Regions from separate parts of the Homo sapiens genome. Here region 2 is linked to region 1. The links are chromatin loops, found by intact Hi-C in ENCODE. Cell type or tissue: chondrocyte. All regions are shown on one strand. Each heading gives the region's core, and the rest is flanking DNA. Links, peaks and the distances in the headings are about the cores only. Region 1 has its middle 64 kb from the start of MIR4277. Region 2 overlaps SLC6A19 (solute carrier family 6 member 19).

Evidence for each region. Peaks named below come from ENCODE experiments on the same cell type or tissue, not always from the same donor. Only the 100,000 strongest peaks of a DNase experiment are listed, where the experiment ranks them.
Region 2: it touches region 1 in a loop (6-fold over the local background); 6 of 110 quality-filtered maps call a loop at or near these places.

Annotation. Positions count from the first base shown.
Region 1 is chr5:1,636,679-1,652,270 of GRCh38, forward strand. No RefSeq gene overlaps it. Among named protein-coding and RNA genes, the nearest start is that of MIR4277, 64 kb to the right of the region's middle. RefSeq lists enhancers at 5,532-6,084, 6,085-6,636, 6,677-7,339 and a silencer at 8,288-8,337. In chondrocyte, for the core only: CTCF peaks have their summits at 5,094 (motif pointing left), 5,298 and 8,412 (motif pointing left); DNase peaks (open chromatin) are centred at 3,903, 6,013, 6,263 and 8,673.
Region 2 is chr5:1,203,874-1,213,483 of GRCh38, forward strand. SLC6A19 (solute carrier family 6 member 19) reads left to right here. Exons shown (of 12, transcript NM_001003841.3): 2 at 4,873-5,013; 3 at 6,571-6,708; 4 at 8,430-8,611; 5 at 9,590-9,610. Among named protein-coding and RNA genes, the nearest start is that of SLC6A19, 7.1 kb to the left of the region's middle. RefSeq lists an enhancer at 190-753. In chondrocyte, for the core only: CTCF peaks have their summits at 5,250 (motif pointing right) and 5,456; DNase peaks (open chromatin) are centred at 2,868, 3,268, 4,968, 8,618 and 8 weaker places.

The DNA.
Region 1 (15,592 bases), core at 3,442-11,441:
GCCTGACCCTCCCTCTCCTCTGTCGCCCCATTTGTGGCAGGTCAGCCACACCCGTGAGCCCCGGAGCTCTGTGAAGGCCGTCACGGCTCCTTATGATGGCGCCCAAACAGTGCAGGTGGCCGGAAGCTGTTCCCTGATGAAAGAAAGGAAGAGGAAAGGAGGAGGGAGGGAAGAAGGCCTTTTCTTGTCCCAAGAGACTTCTGTAGGAATTTTTGGGTGATACTGAGCATGGTAGACCCAGGTCATCTTTCCATGAGAGGGGCCAGAGTACAGCAGGCTCAGCCGCGGTCAGGGGCTCAGGGCGCCGGGGAAGCATTCGCGTGGGCTGCCCCCACGAGCCGCCTTTGCTACCAAGACCCACTCTTCCAGCCAAGCCTTGGGCCGGCCTTTCTTTCCCTTCGGACAAGGTCTTCAGTCCATGGAGAGGATGGCCCACCTCCTGCCCCTGCGTCAGTGTGTGGCCCCAGGGAGGAGCTGTGTGAACCTGGGAGGTGCTGGGGAGCGAGGGTGCTCCACCAAGGGAGGCAGGAGGCCAGAGACCAGCCCAGGCCAGGAGGAGCCTGGCCAGGAGTCCCACCAAAGCCACTGGACCCGGGCAGCCTCCAGTGACCCAGCCTTGGAGGGTCAGCACTGTCCCTAGGACAGATTCCACTTCGCACACAGGTCTCGCTGTCTGTGGGGGCGGCAGGCCCTGATGCCTGGGCACACAGACTGACGGCAACCCTCGGGGTGGGAGGCCCCAGATGGGACTTCCTGGCCTGCCCGGGGTGGCGGGGTTGTGGGAGAGGATGGCGCGTCTGTGCGCATGTGTGAGAGCATCAAGGATGGCATGTCTGTGAAGATGGCTTCTCCCAGCCGCGGCTGCCTTCCATGTGTGGGCAGTGGTGGGGGAGCCATGACTGCATGGGACAGCCTTTTCCGTGTGGTTTTCCTGCCTGTGATCCCTTTCCTGGGCTGAGGAGCCTGGCTCTGGGGCTCAGGGTGTGGGGTTTGCTAGCACCGGCTCCTGCTGTAGACATCCTAGTGGCCCTGGCACAGGCATGTCCTCCAGCATGGTTCCTAGCCTCCCCCCCGTCACGGGACCCCTAGGCCCCTGAGGGTCGGTAGGAGTGAGGCAGGCAGTCACCAACTGTCCTTGGGTGAGCCTAGTGGCCAGGGGTGGACCCAGCAGGTGCAGGCCAGGCCACCCCCAGCAGGTGCAGGCCAGGCCACCCCCAGCAGCCGCCCGAGCCCGTGTCTTTCCCACCGCACAGCACAGCCGGGACATGGGGGTCAGGCCATTACTTGTGCTTCTAGTTCTTAAATCACCCACAACTCACCCCTAACCTGTGCCTGACTGTGGCGCCCACAGCCTGGGCTCCACATAAACACAAGCCAGGAAGTCCCATCTGGAGCCTGCCACCCCGAAGGTTTCCAGCAGTCTGGGCTCCCCAGGCACCGGCCCTGCAGCCCCCACAGACAGGGAGACCTGTGTGTGAAGTGGAATCCATTTGAGGGACAGCGCTGACCCTCCAGGGCTGGGTCACTGGAGGCTCCAGTGGCTTTGGTGGGACTCCTGGCCAGGCTCCTCCTGGACTGGGCCTGGGCTGGTCTCCGGCCTCCTCCCTCCCTTGGTGCAGGACCCTTGCTCCCCAGCTTCCTGGGAAATCCGACGCCATCTGATCCCCGCACGCATCCAGCACCCCTGACGCTGACGGAGTTGCCTTTTTGCGTGTATAGCTCCTAACAGGGCAGCACGGCCATTCTGAAACCTCGCACATTCTCACTGGGGTGGCTGAGGCTGGGCCACCGGGTGTTCACCTCCTGACCCTGGAACCGTGCACAGGACCTCTCTTCAGGTAGGAGGCAGGTCTTTGTGGCCGTGATTAAGTTAAAGATCTTGAGATAAGGAGGTCATTCTGGATTAACCCGTTGGCCCTAAACGCATGGCAAGAGGCAGAGGCAGGTTACACAGAGGCAGAGGGAGGTTAGACGCAGACAGAGTAGGAGGCCACCTGGAGACCGAGGCAGAGGCGCAGCAATGCAGCCGCGGCCCAGGGACGCCTGGAGCCACAGAAGCTGGCACAGGTGGGAGGGTCCTCCCCTGGAGCCTCTGGAGGGAGCACGGCCCGTGGACTCCTTGATTTCAGACCCCTCGCTGCTGAGCAGGGAGAGAATGAGCCCCTGTTGTTTCGAGCTGCCCAGGCTGTGGGGATCTGCCATGGCAGCTCCAGGACCCTTGGACCCTCGGCTCGGAGCCCCTCCAGCACTGAGCAAGACGACCACTCAGGGCCACCCCTCCCCGCCCAGCTGGTGTGTGCCTCGCTGCTTACCCGAGCATGCTGCCTTCAGTTACAGATGCCTGCCTGGGATGTGTGGGATGGAGGCTGTGGCTTCCCTGGGGACGGGGTGCGTGGAGCCGGCCTGCAGCCGTGCTCCTGTTTAGGAGCTGAGTGAAGCTGGACCTGGGTTGGATGGGGCATTCTGTACAAGGGTCTCTTGGGGGTCCATGAGGACTCTGTTCTGACGATACTGCCCTCCTTCCTGAGGCTGCTGTGGGGCTCCATGGAGGCCATGGGGTGGTGAGGACGGAAGAACACCTAGGCTGGGCTCCTGGGACCCCAGCAGCAGCTGAAGGCACTTGGAGCACCACAATTTCCACCCACGGGCCAGGCAAGGCCAGAACCGTCCCCAAAGAAGGGAGCAAGGAGACAGGGCCTTGTAGTGATAATATAATAACCAAAAAGTTTTTTAAACATTGTTTCATTTTTTTCTGTCACTCAATCTTTTTAAAATTACGTCCTGTTTTTATTACTTGCACCCATCTAATTATTGCCATCTACACCAAACAAAAAAATCTATACACCAATGTTCACAAAGCACTTAAGATGCCTATGAAATGTAATAAGAACTAACTGAAGCTGCACAATATTCCCTTGTATGCATGTTATCACCACGCTGACGCTGGGTACTCAGGTTTTCTTTATTATAATGAATTCTGCAATGAACATCTTTCTGTATAAATTTTTTTTGTGAGTACTTTGCATTATTTCCTAAAATAAATTAGAAGAAGGAATGATGAATCGGAGAATGTAAACATTTGGGGCTTTTGAAACAGACAGTTTTTATAAATTAGAGTCTGTAGTTTTCATTCAGCGAGATTGTTGTGTCTCTGCACATTTTTCACGGTGAAGTCTCATCTGACGGCCCTTCCTCGTCCTCCGCAGAGCCGTGTGTGTATGTGTATAGGGCCCAGCGTGCTGACCGGGCGGTTCTTCAACACAGTGAGTGACAGCAGGAGCCCCGAAGGTTCTCAGGTCTTCTGTCCATGGAGGGCATTTTGTGGCCTCTCCCAGGGCAGCTGGCAGGAGCCAGGTGAGAACAGATGCGTCTGTAGCAGGAGGGCGTTGATGCCTCTGAGGTTGTAGCGAGCTTGGTATTTACCTTTTCCTCCTGGTCCATTCTGAAGCTCCAAAGGACGGTCAATTTAATACAGAGACACAATTACAGCAAGCGTCTAGTGTGAGGCCAATCACGCATTTTGGCTAGAACTACTCAGGGTGTTGGAAAATCACAAAGCTTTTCACGTAAACTTGCAAATTGCTAGCAGTCTCTCTGCAAGACAAGAGATGCTGTCTGTTCCCTGACCCCCGACTCTATACCTCAGCTTGTTCTGCCCCTTTCTGATTGTTCTAAGCAACTGACATACTTACAGCGTTTGGAGCCACGTCATGGCCTTTTGAGGCCGGCGTGCTGTGATATTTTCCTACAGAGCACGGTCACTTCCAGAGGCGAGAGAGGCACAGAATTCTATTCTGAGAACCCCTGGGACGCACGCCGCGGTGGCTGTGAGTATGAAGGCAGATGCTGCGGAACAGCCTGGAAAGGATGTGGGGCCCACGGCCCCTGGCAGTGCCCGGAGCCGAGCAGCCCCTCCCCACCTTCCTGGAGGAGAAGGCCTGGGCCAGATGCCTGAGAATGACACACGCAGGCCCAGCTGTTCTTCAGAGATACAGAGCGACCCACCGTCTGCTTTGCTGGGACTGTCCAGTGTTGGCAGGGAAAGTCCTGCATCCGGCACGCAGGGGCGGTGGCTGCACCAGCTTAGAACCAGTCTCTGATTTTAGGGGTGAGAAAAGTAGAGGTGGGTGCTCTGCCTGAATGCTCACCAGCTCAGGGGGTGCGGCTGAGCAGTGGACATCAGTCAGACATCTCTGTGAAGTGTTAGCGGGAAAAGTATCATGGAACCATTAGCAGCCGCTTGAGGTTAGGCCCAAACCAGTGGGGCCCACCGCATCCAAACACTTGGGGCCACCTGCCGTCATCAGGGGTGGCCCACCTTTCTTCTGAGCGGGGATTCTCTTCCTGCCTGGAGGGAGCAGTTTGGCTACAAAGCTGCCTTTTAGAGCGAGACCCCGTCTCCCCTCCCTGCGTTCCCAGGACTTTGTGAAGAAGAGAAAGTGAGTGGCCCTTCCTTTCTCCTGGATCCCGGCTGTGGGGCTGCCCGCCGCCCTCCTCCTCCCACGCTAGGCTGCCCGCCGCCCTCCTCCTCCCACCCTAGGCTACCTGACCCATGGAGACCGGCCTGAGACAGACGCATCCCCGAACACCAGGTGCCCCGTCTTCTAGGCCATTCCAGGGACGGATGAATCAACATGGGCTTCTTATCCTAATGTTTTAATTTGGAACTCTGCTATTGATCTGATGTTTACAAAGGAACCCATGCGTGACATTAAACTGTCAAAAGAGAAGCATGCACCCTGCGAGAATTCCTGCCTGAGATACTGTCTTTTTGTGACTGTAAGTGCAGAGAGAGCCCACGCAAACCGCAGGACACCAGAGCCGCCGCCCTGCCCCTCCAAGCTGCTGGCACTCGGGCTCACCCTCTCTGGAGGAGCCATCATTCTGGCCTCAGATTCTCCTTCCAAAACATTGCAAATAGAATGTCAGGCAAAGAAAGAAAGAGCCAGGCACACATGGAGAGATGGCAGCGCGAGTGTAAGTGGTGAGAAACCCAGCGAATGAAAACATCTACATAAGAACGCAGACACAGCGCCCTCAGAGGCCGGCTGCAGAAAGGACTGGAGACACTGCAAATGAAAACGTCTACACGAGAATGCAGACACAGCGCCCTCAGATGGCTGCAGAAAGCGCTGGAGACATTGTCCATGAGAAGAAAAAGACAAGGTCAAGAACTTCAGTGGAGAAATAAAAATTACACGAAAAGGAAAGATTTGTATTTTTTTTTTCTGATTGTATTTTTCCTATTCTCCCTCCACTTTCTTTCTAGAACTCCAACTTTTCTCATTGCATTCTCTGTTTTCTCATTGCAGTCTCTATCTCTGTGCCTATTTGTAAATGCAATACAAAAATGATTGCCTGGAAAAAATACAAGCAACGTTTCAGAACTCAATAAGTGGGTTTAAAAATAGTTTAGATGTCATTGAAAAATAATGAATAACTGGAAAGTAGGTCAGAAGAAAATTCTCAGAATGAAGGATAGGAACATAAGGAGGAAAACAGAGAAGAGCAAGTGTGAGGGACTGAACTGCGTCCTCCCAGAATGCACATGTGGAAGCCTGGCTTAGTTCTGGCTGCCATAACAAAATGCCATAGACTGGGGGACTTAGAAACAACAATGCATTTCTCAGAGCTTTGAAGGCTGGGGAGTCTCAGATCAAGGTACCGGCAGATTCCGTGTGTGGTGAGGACGAGGACCGGCTTCCCTAGTTGTGTCACTGCGTCCTCACATGGCGGACGGGGGAGGGGTGCTCTGGGGCCTCTTTTATGAGCAGCCGGGCATCTTGGCCACTCTCCTGTGGAGGGTTAGGTGTGGACAAAAAGTATTTGGCAAAAAGAGTTTGAAACCAGCAATGAGACCCTCCCCAGCTCTGCCCTTTCTACCTCCCACATGAGATGCTTTTCTTTTAGTAAAAGGGAGGGGCCTGGGCCAGCCTGGCCTGCTGCTGCTCCCACACCTCCAGGACTCCTCCACAGGCAGGGTGGGGCCGCCATCAGCTCTGCCCAGCAAACTGTGGGCACAAGGGCTGGGGGTCAGGCTGGGCTGAGGCAGCTCCTATGCCTGCTCTGTGACCCAGAGACCGTAGCCCTGGGGGCTGTGGGAGGGCCACCCAGCCCGGGTTCAGCAGCGACACTCTGTGACCCAGAGACCATAGCCCTGGGGGCTGTGGGAGGGCCACCCAGCCCGGGTTCAGCAGCGACATGAGTGACACACAGACCCTTTGCTTTGAGCCAGTGGGAGGTGGGTGTTACTGCAGCGCAGTCCCGGCCTTGGTGATGCCACCAGCATGTGCGGCACTCACCTGCACTGCAGGACCACCCCCTCTGTAGGACCACCTGCCTCCTCGCCCCACACACGAGCCCTTGGGGGCACCTCTTGGCCCTTGTGCCTGTGTGGAGCTTGATGCCTATTTGAATAAATTATTAGAAAAATTATTAGGTGAGGCCGGGCACAGTGGCTCACGCCTGTAATCCCAGCACCTTGGGGGCCTGAGATGGGCAGATCACGAGGTCAGGAGATTGAGACTCATCCTGGCTAACACGGTGAAACCCCGTCTCTACTAAAAATACAAAAAAATTAGCCGGGCATGGTGGCAGGTGCCTGTAGTCCCAGCTACTCAGGAGACTGAGGCAGGAGAATGGCGTGAACCTGGGAGGCGGAGGTTGCAGTGAGCCGAGATTGCGCCACTGCACTCCAGCCTAGGCAACAGAGCAAGACTCCACCTCAAAAAAAAAAAAATTATTAGATGAAAGGAGCCAGACATGAAAGCAACCACGTGTCCTGTGATGGTGTTCATATGAAATGCTGGGAATAAGCTGCTCTATGGAGGCAGAAAGCAGACTGGGGGCAGCCGGAGGCTGCGGAGAGAGGGAGCTGGGAGTGAATCCAGGGCTCCTTTTCAGGGTGATAGAAATGTTTTGCAATGAGATTCTAGTAATGCCAATATACTAACAACTACACCTCTTTCAGATGCTGCAGGTGGACAGGTGACAGGTGGGGATGCAGTCCCTGCCCCTGACACTCCCATTGAGAGGGCACAACCCTCTGTGCTTTGGCTGGGGGCATCATGGCTGCAGATGCTCCTGCCCCGGCAGAGCTGTTTCTTCCCAGACTCCCATGTGGCCCTGAGTCACCGGGGATCAGAATGAGCATGAGAATGTGGATTCGCGGGGCCCAGGTAGGGTTTTTTCACAAGTGCCCGGGAGCAAGGCTGAAGCTGGTAGCTCAGAAACTGGAGCTGGCTGTCAGCATCAAAACACTGCTCAGTGACAGGGGCTGTATGGTCTGGGGCAGTCCAAGAAAATCATCCAAGAGTGGAGGAAAAACTGTTCTGAAGCCTTCCGGCCTCCAGTGAAATTCCTTGGATGGGAAACCCTGGGGAGGGAGGGTCCCCATTCCCCCATCCCAAAGGGGCCCCTTTGGGCCACTCACCCCGACAAGGGACAGTTTCCCTGGGGACGTCCTCGGACCCGCCCTGGGTACTCAGATATTAAGAAGATGTTCTGATATTCAGTGATTTTCAGAGTACTGGTGTTAAAGTTACACATATATATGCAAAAATAAGAAAATAAACGAATTCCTATTCCTCCATCTAGAGAACACTACCCGTTTTACCTTTTTTGGTGTTTCTAAATAAAATCTTCAAACGAGATCGTGCTGTTCCTGCTATGTAGTTACTTTTAATTCTCTCAGTGATGTCTTAGAGCACCTACCTTCCTGTTTAAACGAGCGCCTGACGCTGCGTTCACGGGCAGTTTTACAACGGGATGCCGCAAATGCATTTCAAGGCATAAAACAGAGCTCCACCGCACCCCGCAGGCAGGTGGATCTGATTTTCCTCTGCTGCAGAGTTTGCTGAAAGCGAGCTCCCCCGCACCCCGCAGGCAGGTGGATCTGATTTTCCTCTGCTGCAGAGTTTGCTGAAAGCGAGCTCCCCCGCACCCCGCAGGCAGGTGGATCTGATTTTCCTCTGCTGCAGAGTTTGCTGAAACCGAGCTCCCCCGCACCCCGCAGGCAGGTGGATCTGATTTTCCTCTGCTGCAGAGTTTGCTGAAACCGAGCTCCCCCGCACCCCGCAGGCAGGTGGATCTGATTTTCCTCTGCTGCAGAGTTTGCTGAAACCGAGCTCCCCCGCACCCCGCAGGCAGGTGGATCTGATTTTCCTCTCCTGCAGAGTTTGCTGAAACCGAGCTCCCCCGCACCCCGCAGGCAGGTGGATCTGATTTTCCTCTGCTGCAGAGTTTGCTGAAAGCGAGCTCCCCCGCACCCCGCAGGCAGGTGGATCTGATTTTCCTCTGCTGCAGAGTTTGCTGGGGGCTAAGGGTGAGAACCGCGGGAACGAACTAACGCGCTGCAGTGTCGGGAAACACGGCCCACAGCGCCACCGTGTGGTCTCCGCGTCCCCAGTTCGGAGCCGCAGCTTACGCGCTGCTGGCCCTGAGCCTGTTCCCTTCCTGCAGTCCCCAGGAGCTGACGCTATTCGGTTTGTTTTTAAACACTCCAGCTGAGCAAGCGTCTTCTCAGGACGTCCTGCGTGCTGCCCACACTCTCTTGTGGATGGTCCCCCGGGTCCGGCGGAATCCCGCCTGGGAAGGCTTCCCCGAAGCCTTCCTCCATCCTGGGCAGTGGCGGGGCTTGCAGGAGGCCTCAGAGCTCTGTCGGGGCCGGACGGACCGCTGTCGTCGCCAGTGCAGGGACAGAAGGGAGGACCCCTTGGAGGGCGGTGGAGACCAGAGTCGTGAGCGGCCCTGTGGAAAGCTGGCGAAGGGGCAGACATCCAACTCGCCAGCAGGAAGCCGCGCCCAGCACGGTCATGCTCAGCCTCAGTGATCCTGGCGGGAAAGACCGAGACAGAAATTCTTCGCACACCCACCAGGCCTCCGGATCCAGCCAGCACCGGGGCTAGCGGACCCAGGCCGTCTACACCTGGGCTTTCCTTCCCAGCTTCCCCGCTCTCAAATTCAGTTGAAAGTGGGTTTGTAAGAATTGTATACCTAGAAAACCCCATCGTCTCAGCCCAAAATCTCCTTAAGCTGATAAACAACTTCAGCAAAGTCTCAGGATACAAAATCAATGTGCAAAAATCACAAGCATTCTTATACACCAATAACAGACAAACAGAGAGCCAAACCATGAGTGAACTCCCATTCACAATTGCTTCAAAGAGAATAAAATGCCTAGGAATCCAACTTACAAGGGATGTGAAGGACCTCTTCGAGGAGAACTACAAACCACTGCTCAACGAAATAAAAGAGGATACAAAGAAATGGAAGAACATTCCATGCTCATGGGTAGGAAGAATCAATATCGTGAAAATGACCATACTGCCCAAGGTAATTTATAGATTCAATGCCATCCCTATCAAGCTACCAATGACTTTCTTCACAGAATTGGAAAAAACTACTTTAAAGTTCATATGCAACCTAAAAAGAGCGCACATTGCCAAGACAATCCTAAGCCAAAAGAACAAAGCTGGAGGCATCACACTACCTGACTTCAAACTATACTACAAGGCTACAGTAACCAAAACAGCATGGTACTGGTACCAAAACAGAAATATAGACCAATGGAACAGAATAGAGGCCTCAGAAATAATACCACACATCTACAACCATCTGATCTTTGACAAACCTGACAAAAACAAGCAATGGGGAAAGGATTCCCTATTTAACAAATGGTGCTGGGAAAACTGGCTAGCCATATGTAGAAAGCTGAAACTGGATCCCTTCTTACACCTTATACAAAAATTAATTCAAGATGGATTAAAGACTTAAATGTTAGACCTAAAACCATAAAAACCCTAGAAGAAAACCTAGGCAATACCATTCAGGACATAGGCATGGGTAAGGACTTCATGTCTAAAACACCAAAAGCAATGGCAGCAAAAGCCAAAATTGACAAATGGGATCTAATTAAACTAAAGAGCTTCTGCACAGCAAAAGAAACTACCATCAGAGTGAACAGGCAACCTACAGAATGGGAGAAAATTTTTGCAATCTCATCTGACAAAGGACTAATATCCAGAATCTACAAAGGACTCAAACAAATTTACAAGACAAAAACAACCCCATCAAAAAGTGGGCAAAGGATATGAACAGACATTTCTCAAAAGAAGACATTTATGCAGCCAACAGACACGTGAAAAAATGCTCTTCATCACTGGCCATCAGAGAAATGCAAATCAAAACCACAATGAGATACCATCTCACACCAGTTAGAATGGCGATCATTAAAAAGTCAGGAAACAACAGGTGCTGGAGAGGATGTGGAGAAATAGGAACACTTTGACACTGTTGGTGGGACTGTAAACTAGTTCAACCATTGTGGAAGTCAGTGTGGCGATTCCTCAGGGATCTAGAACTGGAAATACCATTTGACCCCACCATCCCATGACTGGGTATATACCCAAAGGACTATAAATCATGCTGCTATAAAGACACATGCACACGTATGTGTATTGCAGCACTACTCACAATAGCAAAGACTTGGAACCAATCCAAATGTCCATCAATGATAGACTGGATTAAGAAAATGTGGCACATATACACCATGGAATACTATGCAGCCATAAAAAATGATGAGTTTATGTCCTTTGTAGGGACATGGATGAAGCTGGAAACCATCATTCTCAGCAAACTATCGCAAGGACAAAAACCCAAACACTGCATGTTCTCACTCACAGGTGGGAATTGAACAATGAGAACACTTGGACACAGGAAGGGGAGCATCACACACCAGGGCCTGTTGTGGGGTGGGGGGAGAGGGGAGGGATAGCATTAGGAGATATACCTAATGTAAATGACGAGTTAATGGGTGCAGCACACCAACATGGCACATGTATACCTATGTAACAAACCTGCACGTTGTGCACATGTACCCTAGAACTTAAAGTATAGTAATAATAATGATAATAAAAATCATGTTTACAAGCAAAAGCCACCCTCCAACCTTCTGTCATAGGCGTTTTAATCGTGTGAGGTTTCTAGCCCACGGGCGCCTCTCTCCAGCCCATGGCTCTCTGAGGCAGAAGCAGCCTTCCACTTTCCAAGGTAATGGCACCACCACCCTGCTTGGTGCCCACCAGCATCTCCCTGTCACTCGAAAGACAGTGTCCAAACCCCTGCCTGTTACCCCAGGCCCTGTGGGTCTATCCCGGCAGCTCACCAGCTGTGGCCTCCTCAGACAGCCTCCTTTCCCCCAAATCCCAGCCTCAGTCCCTCGGATGCTTCCAGGTGGGAAGGCTCTGGCAGGCTCCAGGAGGAGCAGATAGAACTTGGGTGATCAGCCACCGGGCGTGGTGGCTCATGCCTGTAATCTCAGCACTGTGGGAATCCGAGGCGAGCAGATCACTTGAGATCAGGAGTTTGAGACCAGCCTGGCCGACATGGCGAACCCTGTCTCTACCAAAAATACAAAAAAAAAAAAAAAAAAAAAATTAGCTGGGCGTGGTGGCCTGCACCTGTAATCCCAGCTACTTGGGAGGCTGAGGCATGAGAATCACTTGAACCCAGCAGGCAGAGGTTGCAGTGAACTGGGATTGCACCACTGCACTCCAGCCTGGGTGACAGACTGAGACTGTCTCAAAAATAAAAGGTGATCAGGAAGTTCTTGTTTTTGCTTTTTGTTTTTCCCCCTGTGGAATCCTTTGCTCTGCAAAACAGGTGAGCGTTTCTTTGGTGGGGCGCTCAGCTCCCCCACCCCCCCCAGAACTGCTGATCCCACCCTCATGTCTGCATTCTTGAGGTGGTCCTGAGACGTGGCTTTGAAAAACACTGCTTGGGCTGGGTGCAGTGGCTCATGCCTGTAATCCCAGCACTTTGGGAGGCCAAGGTGGGAGGACTACCTGAGGTCAGGAGTTCAAGACCAGGCTGGTCAACATGGTGGAACCCTGTCTCTACTAAAAATACAAAAATTAGCTGGGCGTTGTGGTGCATGCCTGTAATCCCAGCTACTTGGGAGGCTGAGGCAGGAGTATCGCTTGAACCCAGGAGGCAAAGGTTGCAGTGAGCCAGGATTACACCACTGCACTCCAGCCTGGGCAACAGAGTGAGACTCCATCTCAAAAAAAAAGGAAAGAAAAAGAGAAACACTGCTTGAAACAAGAAAGGAACACAAAGATTAAAAGCTTAGAATTTTCCATAAACCTTTTGGCCACTTATATGTCTTCTGTTGAGAAATGATCTTTTGTCTACTTTCTATGGGATTATTTATTTATCTATTTTTTTCTGTTGTTTGATTTCCTTGTGTATTCTGGATATTGGCCCCAAAAAGCAAGCGAAAAAATGCTCAACATCATGAATCATTGGGGAAATGCACATCAAAACCACAATGAGGTATCATCTACCCCAGTTCAGATGGCTTTAATTAAAAACAAAAACCATAACAAATGCTGGCGAGGATGTGGAGAAAGGGGAACCATACACACTGTAGGTGGGAATGTAAATGAGTACAGCCGCTATGGACAACAGGATTGAGTTCTTAAAAAATTAAAAATAGAGCTACCCTATGATCCAGCCATCCCCGCTGATGGGTATTTATCCAAAGGAAAGGGAATCCTGTGTGAAAGGGAATCTGGGCCCCCCTGTTTACTGCAGCACTGTTCACAATGGCAAAGATATGGAATCAACCTAGGTGCCTATCAATGGATGAATGGATACAGAACACGTGATATCTATTCGCGATGGAATACTCTGCAGCCATACACAAGAATGAAATCATGTCGTCTGCAACAACATGGATGGAATTGAAGGCTGTCATGTTAAGGGAAGTAAGCCGGGGTAGAAAGACAAATGTACCATGTTCTCACTCATTTGTGGGCACTGAAAGAGTGGCTCTCACAGAGGCAGAGAGTTGGCTGGTGGTTCCCAGAGGCTGGGCAGGGTGTGTGGGTGAGAGGCAGACAGAAAGTGAGGCTGGTTACGGGGCACAAACATGCAGTCAGGGGAAGGAGTAAGTTCCAATGTTCCATAGAACAGTTCACAGACCAAAGGCAACAATCATTTACTGTTTCCTTCCTTCCTTTCTTCCTTCCTTCCTTCCTTCCCTTCCTCCCTCCCTTCTTTCTTTCTCTCTCTCTCTTTCTCTCTTTCTTTTCCTTCTTTCTCTTTCTTTCTCTCTTTCTCTCTCTCTCTCTCTTTCTTTTTCTTTCTCTCTCTCTCTCTTTCTCTCTTTCTTACTTTCTTTATTTCTTTTTGACAGAGTCTCACTCCAGGCTGGAGTGCAGTGGAGGCATGATCTCGGCTCACTGCAACCTCCGCCTCCTGGGTTCAAACGATTCTCCTGTCAGCCTCCCGAGTAGCTGGGATTACAGGTGTGTGCCACCATGCCTGGCTAATTTTTGTGTTTTCAGTAGAGACAGGGTTTTGCCATGTTGGCCAGGCTGGTCTCGAACTCCTGACCTCAGGTGATCCACCTGCCTTGGCCTCCTAAAGCGCTGGGATTACAGGTGTGAGCCACTGCACCTGGTCCGCTGTATATTTCAAAATAGCTAGAAGAACTGGAATCTTCCCAACAGAAAGAAAGAGTAGATGTTCCAAGTGATGGATATACTACATACCCTGATTTGATCACTACATGCTGTGTGCACAATCAAAATATCACAACTGCCCTGTAAATATGTACAATTATTATGTATCAATAAACACTTTTCAAAAAATTTTAGATTTGATTACAAAGACATTAAACCCTGTGACACTTCAAAAAACACCATAACAAAACAAACAAAATCCAACAAAAACCGGAAGCACGCTGTGACGGTTTTGACATCTGATGTCCTCAGTGTCTAGAGGTCTTACGGGAAGAAGGAAGGCGCAATCGAATGAAGTTAGATGTGGAAATAGAATCACAACAACCCAGGAAGATGCAATTTGAGTTTTAACGATGAATTTAGCAATTTGCTTAAAAATAGTAATAGTCAATGTTGGCAAATATTCAGAGGAATATGCGTTTTCAGATACTAGTAGCAAAAGTATCAGCATAATTTTGTTCTGGAGAGGGGTTTGGTAATATGCACCAGAAGCCTTCCAATGTGGCTGACCTAGCAATGCTGCCTTTAGGGTGATAAACTGGCAAGTGGTCAAAATCCGCTCTGTGGCCTGTTGCTGCACGGCCAAGAGCTCGGAATGGTCCGTTACTGTGAAAACGATTAGCGAATAAGGAAGAGTGTGCGGTGGAGACCATCTTCCCCGTCCCCGCCCCCAGCACAATACTGACTCTCTAGCTGTCTGCAGAGCACGTTTGCAGACCCCTGATCTATGTGGAGGAGTAAACAAGTAAACAACAAAACGGTCCAGGTGTTCATTTTGCAGCATTTAGAAAATGTTGGTAAAAATAAAATAAAGAAATAAAGGGCCTAAATGTCCGTCTTTCCAACCTCATGGAAGTAGTTCAATCGATTCTGGCAAATGCAAATCCTGTCGTGTTCGGCAGCCGCTACAGGTAGACAGTGCTGCTGAAGAACTTCCAGTAACATGAGAAAACACTCATGAGAGGGTCGTGCTAAGTGAGAGCATTAAGTTATACAGACGACTTTATTCCAATTTTAATTTGAAGGTGTGTAAATAGAAAGAAATGGAAAGAAAGAAAATACTTGAACATCTTAATTACTGGGTGTTCATCCCGGGTGTGGGGAAGCAGGGGCTTCGGGTGAGGGTGGTGGGGGGTATGAGGAGTTTGGAGGTGGGTGGGAGGGGATCCCTAAAGTGACAGAGTCCTGGGAGCCCAGGGCTTGGAAGCTCACCACCTGGCAGTGCAGCCATGGGATCCAGACAGCTTCGCTGGACAGACGCACCGTGAGGGCTGGGGTGGGTCCTGGGGAGGGCAGGGCCAGAAAAGGGTGGGGCTGGGGAGAGTGGGGTCAGGGGAGGGCGGGGCTGGGGAGGGATGAGGCCTGGGGAGGGGTGAGGCCTGGGGAGGGTAGGGCCTGGGAAGAGTGGGGGATGGGGAGGGGTGAGGCCTGGGGAGGGTAGGGCCTGGGAAGAGTGGGGGATGGGGAGGGGTGAGGCCTGGGGAAGGTGGGGCTGGAAGAAGGTAGGGCTGGGGAGGGGTGGGGCTGGGGGAGGGATGAGGCCTGGGGAGGGGTGAGGCCTGGGGAAGGTGGGGCTGGGGAGGGGGGGGCCACAGAGGGCAGGGCAGGGGTAGGGCAAGGCTGGGGAGGGATGATGCCTGGGGAGGGGTGGCCTGGAGATGTCAGGGCTGGGGAGGGTAAGGCTGGGGAGGGATGAGGTCTGGGGAGGGGTGGGGCTGGGGGAGGACCGGCCTGTGGGGCAGGGCCTATGGGGGCATGGGGCCTGGGTCCTCGGGGCCTGGGACAGTGTCACTCTTCCCTTCCTTGGCTCATCCTGTGACCCGAAGAGCCTCTGCCAGGCCCTGGGCTCCTGCTGAGCTCCTGCTGAGAACAAGGCAGCCTGGTTTTTCTTTGATCTCCTGCCCCGAAGGTTGATGAGGGGATGGAGGGTCTGGAGCAATGGCCCAGACAGGGTGGAAGTTCCCTGGGGAAGAAGGGGGTGCCTGGAGTGGGTGGGTGGTCAGGGACCTTTCGAGAGGAGGGGTCTCAAGGTGAGGGCTCCTCAGGCCCCCGAATGTGGGGCAGGG
Region 2 (9,610 bases), core at 1,611-9,610, 430 kb before region 1:
AATCCAATCTGGGCCGCAGCTCTGCCACAAGGGAGCTTTCAGGGAGGCAGCTGAAAGGACCCGGCGACACAGGGTCCCCTCCTATGGCTCCTGGGGGCCTCATGGGCACCAAAACAGTGGGGCAGGCTGCGTCCCTGGGAGGCCACACCCACAGACAGCGCACTCTCTCTCTGTGCATCTTAGTGAGGGCCCCAGCATGCATGCCTTGTCAGTGACACCAGATTTCCTAATTGATGCGGGTCATCGAGACCAAATCGAGGGGAAGCAGGCAGCCAGGTCCTCCTGGTTCCCTCTTGGAAGCCTCCTGAGTGTCTGGGATTGTCCTTCGAGGTTAAAAACCATTTACGCGTGCCTCCGAGTCTCCTGTGTCTTAACAGATTTTGCCCTCCTTGGAGAGCCTGTGCCAGGTGGGCAGGCTCAAGGGACACTTTCCTGAGGAAGGGCATTTCCAAACTCAGCCGCCCCACTCACCTGAGCCGTCTCAAGGGCGTGCTGCACCTGGGCATTCTCACCTGGGAAATGGGTGTGATGGCGGAGCCCCCCGAGGGTGGTGCTGGGGGCAGTGGGCAGGTGTGCAGGAACAGCAACCAAAAGCCGTGAGGCGTGGTCAGCCAGGGCTCACCCCACTCACCCCCACCTGGGAGCACCACATCCCCACGGCAGGGCCCCGCAGTGCCGGTGGCGCAGGCGGAGACGCATTCATGCCCACCTGTGTCCGTCCAGAAACCTCAGTTGCCCCGTGTGTCCCCGTCAGTGGCTGCTGATAGAGCCCACCCCACAGCTGGCCCCTCAGGGGCTGCCCCCCCAGCTCCTCTGCACAGGGCAGTGATGGTGTCCGTGAGCGAGGTGGCGTGCGGGAGCCGGAGGAGCCACCCCTTCCAGGACCATGTGGCGCCAGCACAGCTGTTTCCAGCTGTCTCTTCTTTGCTGCTCAACGCCTGGCCCCGGGGTCAGCTTTCCCCTTAGTCCATCTGCAGCTAATTCTTAGCAAAAATCCATGCAGCATTTACTTGGTGCCACAAACACCACCTGCTGGAGAGAGAAAAAAGGGGAAGCTTAGTCCCTGCGTGAGAACTGCAGCTCCCTCCTCCCCCTCTCTCCTGGTTTCCTACTTTTTCAAGGACAGACAGGAGGAACTGTTTCTGTGCCCAGTGTCTCTTTCCCTCTGGGTGCTTTCCATTTGGCCACGTCCCCACCCCATTCTCTCGGTTACCTGCTTCCACCTGAGTGAGCCAACATCTGCAGCGCCGCAGAGAGGCCTGGTTTCCAGGGACCTTTGCAACCACGTCCAGGCGCCCTGCAGGGCCCCACCAGGCAGAGCCACGCAGTGTTCCCTGGGCGCTGGCCGCCCCTTTCCTTCTCTCCTTCCTCTGCACCTCACCCCACACTAGGAAGAAGTCGCTGCGTTTAAAAGACAAATATTCATATTCTGGTGGCTTTAATTGTCAAGAATGCTTGGCTTTCCTTGAGTTTCTTGGGGCAGGACAGCCTCCTTCATTGGGAGCAACGGAGGGCCTGGCTGCCTCCGGGCTGCATTTGGGGTGGAGTGGGTGTGTGCCCCCCACCCCCAGTCCTCTCTGTTCACTGCTCCATGCTGAGCCTGAGCCCCAGGGGTTGGGGATTTGAGGGTCTCCTGCCCGGAGGAACCTTCAGAAAGGAGAGCCACCAGGAGCAAGGGCAACAACTGAGACTCTCAAAAGAGGGGACACCCTGGTGGGGTTTTCAAGGATGAGTAGGAGTTTTCTCAATGGAGATGAAGCGATAGGAAGACCCGAGCATTTAGGGTTAGGGCATAGTGGAGGGAAGGGAGAGGGTGGAGGACACTGGGGATCATGCACTTGCTTTTTCTTGGTAGTTTTGTCTGGAAGAGTTTCAAATCAAGCTCTTGGGAAAAAAAAATTGGAGGAGTGAATCTTTTCTTATTTTAACCTAATGAGCAGGCCCTGCTGGGGTCTTGGGTGTCCCTGCAGGTGAGCCTGCAGCCCCCACACCCTCCCATAGGGACCCGCTGGTGAGCATCTCCTGCACCTGGCTACCATTCCCTTCTGCCTTTCATCTCTCGATGAATCCAGCATCCCGCCAGCCCACCCTACACACCTGGCTCTGCTGCTGCCACCTGCAGCTCCTGCTTCTGAAGGAACCTGTCCCTGGAACCCCAGCTCAGAGAGAGGGGCCTGTGTGGGGATAGAGGTGCTGGGCTCCAGAGGGCCCTGCTCCACTCAACAGGCAGGCACCAAGTGGACACAGAGGGAGGGGAGAGAAAAGGCTCCGTGTTAAACTGGGAGAGGGAGCAGTGAGAGAGGCTGGCAGGGGCCAAGTGAGGAAGTCACAGCCTCCAGTACCTGGCTTCTCCCTCCCTCCCTCCTTCTCTCTCTCTCTCTCCATCGCCCTGTCTGTTTCTCTCCTCTGTCTCTCTCTGTTTCTGTCTGTGTGTGTGTCTCTCTGTCTCTTTTTCTGTGTGTCTCCATCTCCCCCTCTGTGACTCTGTCTCTGTGTGTGTGTCTCTCTCTCTCCCTGCCTCCCTCTCTGTCTCTGTCTCTCTGTGTCACTGTCTCTGTGTGTGTCTCTGTCTCTCACACATGTGCTGTGCCATCCCCTGAGGATGGTAGTTTGGGATCTGACATGGCCCTGCTGGCTAAGGAGACAGTGGCTGGGTCGGGAAGGGAGGCGATGGGGATGGAATGGAGGGAGCTCAGGGTGTAAGAGATTTGGTGGGAGAAGGACAAATGGAACACGTGTGTGGGGAAGGAGGGTGAGGGTGCCCAGCCTGGGGGGCGGGAGGATGATGGGGGCTTGGCTCTGCTGGTGGGGAGGGTGCAGGCAGGCGGGTCACGCGTCCCTCCTGAGAGGCCCCAGGGACACGCAGCGTGAGGAGGGGCTGTCGCTGGGACCCCAGTGTCATGTGAGCATCCCCACAGCCCTCCCTCTCAGGGTCAGCCACCACGGGACACAAAGGTGGCCCCCAGGAGACAGGACCCATGTCGGGATCAGGCTCACTGGGGTTTGGGACCTGCACACCCCCAGGCCCTTCAGCCACAGCTGTGTTTGGAATTCTTGCGCCGTTGCAGCTGCTGACCTCGGTCCCAAAGGCTGTCGGCTTCGCTGTGCTCACCCCGGCTGCAGCGTGGCCCTTCCGTCCAGCCTGGGGCAGGCGCGACGGGAGCTGCTTCCGCGTCCCCATAGCAGGGTGCTCGGGTTCAGGTAGGAGACGCACTGCGCGGTGCCAGGCCAGCCTCGGAAGCCGGGCGCCACGGCCTGCACTCACCTCTGCTGTTCCCTGACCCTCGTCCTTCTCCACCTTCGAGTGAAGGACCCACCGGTGTCCACGCTGCCCTGGCCGGATGGGAGCCCTGCCAAGGCTGTGTCCCTCCTCGCCCTCTGCCGAGCACCTTGGGCACCGTCATGATGCCCAGGAGTGGCTGCACCTCATCCTGTGTGTAGCCTGGGGGCCTTGTGGCTGAGCTGGGAGGCCGTACGTCCACCCGCAGAGGGAGCGGTCAGGGCAGCCCGCTTGGCCGGGCGAGTGGAGTTCATGGGCGCGGCCAGGCCCCTTCTCTGGGTGCTGGCTGCCGCTGAGCTCTGAGAGGAAGCTGACCTATGCTTTTCAGCTTTGGTTTTTTAAAAGAGACAGAATTTAAAGATGTGAGGAAATGTGAGTGTGAAATCCTTCTAAGCATCTGCGATTTTTCCTGAATCTCTTCTCCCGGTCCCAGGCTGATTCTGAGCCTCTGCGCCTGATGATGGCAGGAGCCACTCGGCTTCCTCTCAGGATCAGCACATCCCTATCTTCTATCTATTTCAAACCAACTTTCAAACAAACAACTCTCCAGTCAGTTGAAACACTAAACGTGGCCCTCGGTTTAGACCATGAGTGAGTCACCTGTCTCCTGGCTGTCAGCGCCTGGACAGTCCCACTTTCCTGCTACAGTTCTAGCCCAGACTGAATGACCACAATTTCACAAAGATTAAATAGCATCATATTTCAAAGGTGATCTTACACTGTTCCACATTAGAGAATTAGCCCCAGAATGATAGCTGAAGGTGTCCTTTTAGAGCAAAGAGGTAGCAGTGCAGAGGTGGGTAGATCCCCCATAAGACAAGACCGTTGTCACAGCAGAAGCAGAAATGTCTCAACGTGGTTCTCCTTTTTGCAATTTTTTATTATTATTGAATACATATATGTAAAATTTGCCATTTTAATCATTTTTACATGTACAATTCAGTGGTATTAAAGACATCCACAATGCCATGTAACCAGCACCTGGGCTCAGGTCCATCTTTAGAACTCTGTCTTAAGAACCAAAACGGTCCCCATTAAACCCTAATTCCCCACTGAGGCCACACACGATTGCCAGGAAACAGCCTCTCCCCACAGGCATGCCAAATCCACAGAACGTTCATTAAGCCAAGGAGGGACGTGGCAGGTGCAGCTGGCACAGGCGGGGCAGGAGTGGCACGCTGCTGTTGGAAGCCCCTGGCTGGACAGGCAAAAGCAGCTCCTCCGTGGGACTCCTGGACTGCCAGGGGGTGGGTGGGGAGGTCGATTCCCAGGCAGCGGCTGTGGTTGCATGTTGGTCAGAGCGCGTGAGGCATGGACCACACCTCCCTTAACGACAGCAACGTCCAGAGGTCCCATAGGCGACCTCAGCCTGTGTGATGGTCAGGAATGTCCAGCTGCCCAGCAGTGCTTCTAGAACGTGGAGTCAGCTCTGGCCCTGATCCCATGGACTGGCTGCTCCATCTCAGCTCTGTTCCCAAGTGGTGGGCCGGCCATAGGGGCTGCAAGGTTTGCTGTGAATGCCTGCTCCCGAGGGAGGCCTTCCTGCTCCCCCGGGAACGGCTCTCAGGCATGGTGGACTCCTCCCATTGCAGGAGCCTTCATGATCCCGTTCCTCATCCTGCTGGTCCTGGAGGGCATCCCCCTGCTGTACCTGGAGTTCGCCATCGGGCAGCGGCTGCGGCGGGGCAGCCTGGGTGTGTGGAGCTCCATCCACCCGGCCCTGAAGGGCCTAGGTGAGTGCCTCGGAGCAGTTCCACCCGGGCCCAGGGGTCGCCTCTGCTGGGAAGCCGTTCCACCCGGGCCCAGGGTTCGCCTTGCCGGCCTCGGTGCCCCTGCTCTGCCTTCCCTGTCTGTTTCTGGTGCAACAAAGGTCCCAGCTTCATCTCCTGGAGGCCTTTGGAAACTCCAGGCCACTCCTGTTCACCAGGAACCAGACAGGCCAGCAGAGGCCGCCCGAGTCCCTGGCAGCCCAGGGCCCAGGAGGGTCCAGACACTGGACAGCAGAGTGACCACTCAAGCCCTGCCCATGGCGGCGCTCAGCGAGAGCCCAGGGCCCAGGAGGGGGCACCAGCCTCCTGTGTCCACTCCCCCACACCTAGTGAGGAGGTCCCCAGCACTGACACCCCCAGACATAGTCACTCATTTATAAGCTCTGGGGCCCAGGAGCAGACCCAGTGCAGCCTCACCAAGAGGACACGGCTCATTAAGCCCTCAGAATATGGGCAGACGGTGAAAGACGGAGGAGGAAAGGGCAGGGTCCACTCCAGAGAGGAGTCTGAGTCCAGGAAGCACCTGCCCTTCGGAAGCCTGCAGGCCTGGAGCAGAGCCTACACCCTCATCCCAGCCTCTCCCTGAGTCTCCAAGGCCTCCCTCCAGGCCCAGGGCAGAGCCCACACCCTCTCGCTGAGTATCCAAGACCTCCCTCCTCCCTCTCTCTTCCTCTCTCTGTCTCTCCCTCTCTCTTCCTCTCTCTCTGTCTCTGTCATTCTCTCTTTCCCCTCCTATTCTCTCCCTTCCCCCCTCTCTCTCATCCTCCTCCTCTCTCTCTCTCCCTCTCAGTCTCTGTCTTTTTTTCTTTCCCCCTCCTATTCTCTCTGTCTCTTCCCTCTTCTCTCTCTTCCCCTATCTCCGTCTCTCCCCCTGTCTCTCTTCCCCATCTCACACTCACATATTCACAACACACATTTGGTTTTGAGTTTGAAACTTCAGTAAAGCATGTACTACATAGCACACTTTCCATCCTGCCTAGCTGTCCCCAAATAATTGAGAACATTCCCCTCTGCAGTTTCTGTTGTCTCCCCTCTCATGAGTCCTCCACAGGGAAGGCTTTCCTGAAGCCCACCCACCTGTCCTGGGCCACGGGGGCTTCCCGGTTTGGGTCAGGGCCAAGTGGGCAGTCCCCCAGCCCGTAGGCAGCAACCAGGCTACTGGTACATCAAAAGTTCTCTGCGAAGGCGGTGGCCTGGATGCACCTGCTGGAGGCTGCACTGGGCAGGTGAGACCCATGCCTGGGGCAAGCCAGGCAGGCATGTGCCAGGAAGGTGTGAGCCGGGAAGGCGTGTGCAGGGCAGGCGTGTGCCAGGAAGGTGTGAGCCTGGAAGGCGTGTACAGGCTGCACCACGGCATCAGCTGCATGATCCCGGCCTGCACTGGGTCGGCCCCTCAGATTCTGGAGTAGCCCATCCCAGCCACACCCTGTGCCAGCCCTGGGACCTCCTGCTCAGAGTGGGGATGGGTGGCCAGTGGAGGGTGTGCCTCGGCCCCAAGCCTCAGCAGCAGCCTCCCTGCAGGCCTGGCCTCCATGCTCACGTCCTTCATGGTGGGACTGTATTACAACACCATCATCTCCTGGATCATGTGGTACTTATTCAACTCCTTCCAGGAGCCTCTGCCCTGGAGCGACTGCCCGCTCAACGAGAACCAGACAGGTGAGTCCTTGCAAGCAGCCCCATCCGTCTCACCTGTGAGGCTGTTGTGTCTCTCATAGCAGGCACATGGCCTCAGGAAACTCAGGTCAGGCGTGGCAGAAACCAGAGCCCCAAGGCAACAGGGTGTCAAAAAATGACAGCACGAAAGAAAAGACCTTAAAAGTGGTGGCTCTTGTGTGGGGGGCGTGGTGGAGGATGAGACCCTTGGGAGGAAAGCGTGGGAGCCCGGGGGGGCTGTGCCTGCTCTGAGGGCCCCCGGTCACCAGCCTGGAGCCCCAGGCTGCTGGGAGGCTGCTCCCTATTCTCTAGGAAGGGACATGGTGTCAGGACTGCCGCCTCCCGCCCCATGCATCCCTGCGTTGCTCCGCACAGGTGGGTCTGTCCTGCCCATGTGGGGCCCGCATTGCCCTCCCACCCCGGCCCTTCCAGAACCCTCTTGCCCAGGGAGGGAGCGTAGGGGGCAGACCCTCTACGTGTGACATGCAATCAGCTCACGGCGATTCACACGTGGTCCTGGGGCCTGAACGGCTTGGTCACCACCGGCTTCTGGTCCGACCAGCACAGCGGGGCCAGCGGGGCTTCCCTGCATGCTGCTGCTCTGTCGGGGCCGGCAAGATGGCCCCTGGGGTTGGAATAAGACAGGTCCTCCCACGATACGTGCAACCCTCACTGCTCGCTGGGACTGTCGGGGCCCTTTCCTGCCTCCGGGGCTGTGGGGTCCTCTGGAATTAGACCACTTCCCCTTTAGAAAGGTCTCAGGATGGTTCCACAAGCCCAGAGAGGCCCACAGTGGTGACAGTGTGTGGAGTGGGCAGTTGCAGGCAAGGGCCCCAGCCCGGGAGCGCAAACACTCTGAGGCTGCCAGACTTGCACAGGGAAGAGGGAGCAGCGTGAGGCCCAGGGTGCACCTGACTGTTGGGGCTGGAGCCTTCTAACCAGTGCACCTGTGTAGGAATGTGTGCTCGTGTGCTCACAAAGGTGTGTGCATGCATGGGGTGTGCAGATGTGTGTACCAGATGTGTATGCAAGGGTACAGCTGTGCATGTGTGCTATGTGTGTGCTGTGTGTGCATGCATGTGTGTGCACGTGAGCATGTGTGCTGTGTGCATGTGCATGTGTGGGGTGTAGAGGTACAGTATCGGATATGCACGTGAGAGTACAGTCACGCTTGTGTGCTGTGTGTGTACATGCATGTGCGTGCATGTGAGCATGTGTGCCTGTGTGCATGTGTGTACTGTGTGTGTGTGCATGTGCATGTGTGGGGTGTGCAGGTGCATGGACCAGATGTGCACGCGAGAGTACAGTCACACTTGTGTGCTGTGTGTGTACATGCATGTGTGTGCATGTGAGCATGTGTGTGCATGTGAGCATGTGTGCCTGTGTGCATGTGTGTGTGTTGTGTGTCCGTGCATGTGCGTGCATGTGAGCATGTGTGCCTCTGTGCATGTGTGTGCTGTGTGTGTGTGTGCATGTGCATGTGTGGGGTGTGCAGGTGCATGGACCAGATGTGCACACGAGGGTGTAGCTGTGCATGTGTGCTGTGTGCGTGCATGCATGTGCGTGCACGTGAGCATGTGTGCCTGTGTTCATGTGCACGTGTGGGCGTGTCACTGGTGTCAAGGCCTCTGGAACGTGGCTGGCATTTCTTCCAGCTCAGGGCCTTCCATTCTCCTCCCTTGGGGGACCCGTACCCTGAGGTGTGTGAATGGCCCTCTCCCCAGGGTATGTGGACGAGTGCGCCAGGAGCTCCCCTGTGGACTACTTCTGGTACCGAGAGACGCTCAACATCTCCACGTCCATCAGCGACTCGGGCTCCATCCAGTGGTGGATGCTGCTGTGCCTGGCCTGCGCATGGAGCGTCCTGTACATGTGCACCATCCGCGGCATCGAGACCACCGGGAAGGTACTGCATGGGCCCGGCCAGGCTGCAGGTGCTCCAGAGGGCGGGTGCGGGCAGCCCTGCCTCCGGCCGGCTGCACTCTAAAACCCAGGTCTGGGGGTCCCGGGCTCTGCCTTTCCCCAGACCCCACCAAGAGAGCTGCCTTTGCCCTTAGGCTCACTGGCCTGGGCGGGAGGGGCCCTGCCTGCCCCAGGTTTCCTGAAATGACCAGACTTGGGGCTCCAGGAACTTGACGTTGGCCCACACGACACTTAGCGTTATGTAGGAGTAATACAAACTACCAGAAAGAGATAGACGATGATGATGATGATGGTGATGATGGTGATGATAAAACAGGAAAGTGGAAATGGAAGAGTAAGGCTTGATCTTCCCCTACATGGGAATCTTTGGTACGAGGTCCAGAGCGGCCATCCCTTTCTTCTGGTGGGCCGGCAGCCTGTGAGGCCCTGTCCCCGTTCCCACTCGTCCCACATGCCCCCCACCACAAGCACGGCCCCCCTCCGCACCATCCCAAATACCCAGGCTCCCGCAGGCCCTGCCCCCCATCCCCACCCATTCCACATACCCAGCCGCCCGCAGGCCCTGCCTCCCGTCCCCACCCGTCCCACATGCTCGGCCCCCCGTCGCCCTGGGCCCCCTTCCCCAGATGCCCCAACCCCTGTAGGCCTGGCCCCCCTCCGCACCATCCCACATACCCGGACTCCACAGGCCTGGCCCCCCATCCCCATCCATTCCACATGCTCTGCCCTCCGCAGGCCCCGCCCCCCACAGCCCCTGCCCCCATCCCCACCCCTCCCACATGCCCTGTCCCCCCAACAGGCCTGGCCCCCTCCCCACCCTTCCAGCATGCCTCGCCCCCCGTAGGCCTGGCCCCCATTCCCCACATGCCCCGCCCCCATATGCCCCGCCCCCACGTGCCGCCCCCACCGCATGCCTGGCCCCCCAACTTCCCGCCCATCCCACATGTCCCGCCCTCCGCAGGCCGTGTACATCACCTCCACG